2 separate regions of the Mus musculus genome follow, and region 1 is linked to region 2. Evidence: chromatin loops called from intact Hi-C (ENCODE). Cell type or tissue: heart. All regions are shown on one strand. Each heading gives the region's core, and the rest is flanking DNA. Links, peaks and the distances in the headings are about the cores only.

Region 1 (2,912 bases), core at 245-2,744, 50 kb before region 2:
TTCTCACAGTATGGCACACACAGCCACACCCCCAACGACCCCGCCGCGACCCCAGAATAATAAATCAAAAATTTTAGAAAGAGGTAGGAAAATACTACAGCCATAATTCTGGCAGGGCCAACAGACAGGTTTTGCTCTAGACCCCATAGGTAGGCACAAATAAAACATCCTGTCATGTTATAATAAATGTCACAGCCAGCTGAGGTATTGCTCATTCTTATCAGGGTTTCAGGCACCCACCCAGTAGCCCTTCTCCCAGACCTGGCCTCCTTGCCAAACACATACACCCTCATACACACTCAGAGGCATGCATATATACATATACATACACATATATTCACATATATATGTACACACACACATACATATATATATAATTTGTAAAGTTTGATTATTTTATGAATATGAGAATTTTGCCTTTATGAATATCTGTGCACCACAGGTGCTAATCCTTGAGGAGGTGGTGAGCCTCTATGTGGGTACTGGGGATTGAACCCAGGTCCTTTGCAACAATTGCTCTTAACCACTGAGTCAACTCTTCAGCCCCCAAGCACCCTCCTTAAATACCAAGTCACACTGAAAAAGCTTGTGAAGCCCAACTCTGCCCTCCCACCAGGTAAATAAAATCAATTCTAGAATCTTAGAAGGAGAGACACGCCCATATTACCATTTGCCTGGCATCATATACTAACAAACTGCTGCTTTTATTGCTATTTATTTTTAAATGGGATTTATATATGTTGCCCAGGCTAGAGTACTGGAGTTCATTACTATAGGCTGAAAGATCGGTAATATCATTTATGCCTCTGCAAATTTCTTTTTACATGCCTCTGTTTTTGTTTTTTTTTTGTTTTTGACAAATAGGCATCAATAAACAAATAATTACAGTACTACCCTTAATCATCTTTTTATGGTGTATAGAAAAGAGTCAATCTGCGCTAGGGAGGTCAATTTCAAAAGTGAGCATCTGGCAGGTTTTCAAGACATTAAGTACTGTTTTGTTTTTCATTTTTTTTCCCCTCCTCAGAAAAGCATTACCTTCTTCTATCATGGCTTCAGCTACATTTTCCTGGCACCATTCTAATAAATAAACTGCTTACACAAATCACCAAGACCTTAAACTTGGGCCCACCACTTTTGAGGTGGAGACTGAGCAGGCTTTGAGAGAAGAGCCAAGGTCTAGGTCCAACAACCTAGAGGTGAGCCTGCTGAATGCTTCAGCCTCTGGCAGGATCTGCGCACACTGGGCCTCTCCAGTGCTATACAGTATGTAGCCCAGGGAAAGGACCTCTCAGTTCCAAGGCCGGGATGGTGGCTGGTGCCAAGGAAGGGTCATTGTGGTGGGGCAGTGGCTGTTTGGAGCTGTTGTTTCTCTCCTAAGTCAGTAGCACTGCCCTTAGTAAGTGACTGACGCTTTTTGGGAGGAGCTGTCCGTCACTCTAATCTCTGTTTTGCTCTCTCAGTATCCAGCTCCCTTGCCTCTGGCAATGGTCCACAGCCAACAGGCCTGCTGGGTAATGGCAGCCACAGGGATGCCAGGGCCAGAGACTATCCCTCTCTAATCAATCCTTCTGGCTTCAAAGATACCCCATTCATTTCCCACAGGTACCCCCAACTGTCCAGCTCTTCCCCCTGGAGGGATCCAGGAGTTCAGAGTTCAGGAGCCCAGGGTCTGAGGTCACAGGAAGGATCTGACACGTTTTCCTCATGACCAGAGGTTCTGCTCCCTTGGGGAGAGGTGAGTGTAGACAGAATTGACTTCAGCAGCCCGCGTGCCTACGTTCCATATCCTCTACGGGGCTGAGCTGTGGAGAGTGGCAATAGCTGAGCTACCCTTCTCTCCCTCCCGCCAGCAAAAGAGCAAATTGGAAGGACACCTTCTCCTACCTTCCCTACTTCTCCCTCAGGTGCCCACTCCCTCCAGCCCTGCCCTGGGATCAATATCTAATGCTGGCTTCAAGATCTTATCTGCCATTTGCAAGGATAAAGCAACGACTCACCCCACCCCCATCCCTGATGATTAAACCTTTGATGATCTGCCCAGTATTTTCCAGGCTACCTCTAACAAGCTTTAGAGAGCAAATGAAATGACTCTGAGAAAATTGGAAAGGCATCATTCTCTCTCTCCTCAGGGACATAGATCGTCTCACAGAAGAACATGGATGAAATGACAGGCAGGAACAAGAATGGCTCCCAGCTTCTACCAGGAGCTCTCCCCCATCCCCAAACTTCGTGTGACTTAGTTTTCCCCTCTGAAAATGAGGAGCGACAGGGACAACAAGAAGGGGTGGTGTAGTTAGAACAAACTGTGAGGAAGCAGTCTAGAACCTCGTTGAGTCTCCTGTTTGCAGACCTGCCGGGTACCAGGCCTGTCTGCAGAGTGGCTGGGAGCTTGGGCTGCAGGTCACACAGGGAGAGCTGATGTCTTAAGTCCCGCTTCCTCTTGGGTGCATCCCTGGGCAGCCCGGTTCGTCTCTATTTGCCACGTGCAGCCCCTGTGCTGGCACCAATGCCTGCAGAGCACTGCCTGTTTCTGCTGTGATGGTGAACACAGCCTGTTCAGATAACCATGAATCTCTGACAGCAGAAGTCAGGGTAGGTGTTGAGACAGGCTGTCCATGCCCACCTTCAGAAATGAAGGACATCCTCTATGTCCTGCCTCCCTGGCTGCTGGGAGCACCCCAAGATATCCTATGGTATTCCCTGCTCAAGTTTCTTCAGCAGAAGGAACCCCAGGATCACACTAACTTCCTAAAGGGAATACACTCGTTGATGGCGCTTGTGGATGCAGAGATGACCCCTCATCCTATTTTGTGCGTAGATAGACTGCCTCATTTCTGATGTCATCAGAGGTCAGAATCTTCCTCTAGCCACCCATAGTCAAGGTCCCTTCCTAATAACCCTCTGTAGCC
Region 2 (2,912 bases), core at 233-2,732:
TTCAGTGTAAAAAATGGAGCACACAGGACAGTATGCTTAATGTAGGAATAGGAAAACCAGGCCTATTCTAGAAAAGACTAGGCCACAAAGACCAATGAGAAGAGTTAGTGAGACCAAAAGCCAGTATTGAGAATCCTCAGGGGTTTTGGGGAACCCAGTGAAATACTCTCTTTACATCTCAGATCCCTAATGCCACCCCAAGCCTCAAAACTCCATCCTCCAACAAACAGCTGGAGATGCAGCTCTAATCTCAGCTCACTCTAACTCCCCTCACGGTCAGTTCCCCTAGCCCTCAGTGGCCAGGATGCCAGGTCACACCAGCAGGCTCCGGCTCCCATCCCTTCCACCCCTCCGGCACTTTGTCATCTGCCTCCTTTTCTCATCCAGCACAAACTGTTTGGTTAGCAGGCTGGGGTTTGTCTGGTTTGTTTGGCGAAGCATCCTTAGTGCCCAGAAGGCCACTTGGCACTCTAGCTGTTCAATGACTCTTTGAACAAATGAAAGAATCAACAAATAGATAGCAAAGAGGGCGAGGAGTCACTCCCTCAAAAGGATCACACGGCTGAGTCCCAGTTTGTTTTTTGTTTTTTTGTTTTTTTTTTAAAGAAAACAAATTTGCGATTTAGTGACGGGAAGAAGGCATAATACAACAAACAGGTTGGCCCCCTGCCCGAGGCCAAAAAGCCAGACTGCTTCACACCAAAACCTAGATAGGAGCCTTCCTGCTCTGAGGAGCATGCAGTACTTCCCACCCAGGCATTCTGGAACCTCACACTGGCCCTTATCACACTGCTGGCTCAATATGAGAATTCAAAAACCCAGTGACCTAAGAGTTGGCCTTGAATATAACAGAGACGTCAGCAGTAATCTGTCTATCTCCCTTTGGTTTGGAGACAGATAGAGCTCTGAAAGTACAGGCATCAGAGGCCTGTGGCCTTTTCTTTTCTGACTGGGGGAGGGAGGAGGGAGAGTAACATTTGGCAAAGCATCTGAAAGGCTTCAAGTCCTGTAATTTGAAACAAACCAGAAGAATTAAGGAACAAATAAAAGCCCCTCCCCCCTTTTTTTAAACCAGACATCGAACTTGTCCTTGTGTCCTGGAGAAAACAAATATCTTGGAGATTTGTGCACAAGTCAACTGGGCACAGAGGTTTCTAGAATCTGGGCCATACTAGGCATGATCCCTTCAATGTGGTACCTCTCACAAGTCATTGATCTCCTTTGCCAACCATCCCAGAGCCAAGAAAGGGTACTCTCATGGACTGTGTGCTCAGGACCTCATCCAGCAGGGCCACTCTGCTTCCATGTGCCTAGCTCAGCTCAGCCTTTGCTGCAAGGCTATAAAGCCAGGGATTAGCAAATGTCTCCAAAACTTCCCTAGGTGGGCAGGTCCTCACAGGACCAGGCAGGCAGGAGCTCTTGGGCCCTGCTCTCTAAATCTGCTCTAAGCTGCCAAAGACAGCATCCTTGCAGAGAGAGAAGACAGAACAGCTGTGTGCCCCCTCTACAGTCCAGGCAGCTTCAGGAAAGGCTGGGGAGGCCACTGGACCGGGGCCATGACAGCCTCTTGAGTCAGGCATTCCACTATTCCTTACAATAGTCACACATTCCTAACCTTCCTGCCAGGAATCTCCCAGGAGAGAAAGGCACACTGAGTCCCCATCTATGAAGAGAGAACATCCTCTGAGAGCCCATGGGTCTCTGGGAGCTATGCCTGTTGCCAACCTATCAACTTCCAACACAAAGAGCAGGGCCCCGATGGGGGCCTCTTCAGTGAGTCTACGCCACTGGGTGGGATGTGGATCTGCAGAGAGGCCGGAGCCCATTCAGAGCACCCAGGAGACTTTACTGGAATATGTACAGCTTCTGCAGAGCCTGGAGTAGGGTCCCAAGCTCATGCTTCCTGCAGCTGTCTATGTCACTTGGCTTGCAGGAGAGGGAGGGGGCACAGGAATGGGAGGGATGGGCTTTGGTTAACTAGTCTCTGCTGTTTGATCAAGGCCTTGTCGAGAACAGCACGGGGCGTCAAAAGGAAACCCGTTTCTGATCAGCAGAGTCAAGCACAGGAACAGGCGGGCTCATTGGCAGTCGGCTATAGGAGGAACTGCCAGACACAGAATCCATTAACAGGCAGTTGTGTCAAGAGAGAGGCCTGCTTGTCAAGAGACTCCTTCTGTGGGGGCCCACCTGCTGTGTTGAGCTCTCCAGAGGACAGATAAACAGCTTCCCACTCTGCCCCAAACACACACACACACACACACACACACACACACACACACACACACACACACACACACACACACACAGCTCAGGATACAGACCTCTGAACTAAGCAAGAACAGAGGCTAGAATTCTCTCCATGTCCTTCTGTGCCTTTTCAAAGCTAAGGCTGTTTGAATTCCTCTGCCCTTACTCAAGAGCAAAGCCCCCAAACCAAAGACCCACTAAACTAGGGGCAGAGGGCCACATAGAATAGGACTTCAGAAAAGGAAGAACCCTGGTCACATTTTAAATGGGAAGTAGGGAGGGAAGACAGAGTTACTAATGAGGCTCTGCGGGGCAGGTGGGGTTCAGGGGTTTTATATGGCCTTCAGGGGTGCCAATGCAAATGTTTCTGTGTGGTCCCTGATGAGTTGCTGGTCCCCTCTGAGTCCCTATTTTCCTTCTTGAAAATCAGAAGCCTGTCTCAGGGTTCAATCAGACAGATGACAAATCTGAAAAGCTATGTTCAGTGTGCTGGCTCTCTGGCCCCAGGTATTACCGAGGTCCTGGGGTAAGGCTGTAAGATTCTGGGAATCTAGGTCCCTAAATCACTGCATGGGAGAAAGGCCAACCAGGAGCTTCCACTTGGAATGGTCACGTGAGCAAGAAGTAAACTTCTATTGTGTTAGAGCAGTGGTTTCTCAAGCTGC

What was found. Peaks named below come from ENCODE experiments on the same cell type or tissue, not always from the same donor. Only the 100,000 strongest peaks of a DNase experiment are listed, where the experiment ranks them.
Region 1: a loop joins it to region 2, with 2.0 times the contacts of the local background. A loop is called at or near these places in 4 of 42 quality-filtered maps.

What each region holds. Positions count from the first base shown.
Region 1 is chr11:88,473,794-88,476,705 of GRCm38, forward strand. The region is part of intron 7 of Msi2 (musashi RNA-binding protein 2); the gene reads right to left. Among named protein-coding and RNA genes, the nearest start is that of Mir378b, 120 kb to the left of the region's middle. In heart, for the core only: a CTCF peak has its summit at 1,491; a DNase peak (open chromatin) is centred at 1,468; H3K27ac peaks cover 926 bases.
Region 2 is chr11:88,523,316-88,526,227 of GRCm38, forward strand. The region is part of intron 6 of Msi2 (musashi RNA-binding protein 2); the gene reads right to left. Among named protein-coding and RNA genes, the nearest start is that of 0610039H22Rik, 94 kb to the right of the region's middle. In heart, for the core only: a CTCF peak has its summit at 1,509; DNase peaks (open chromatin) are centred at 396, 816, 1,536 and 2,036; H3K4me3 peaks cover 671 bases; H3K27ac peaks cover 2,500 bases.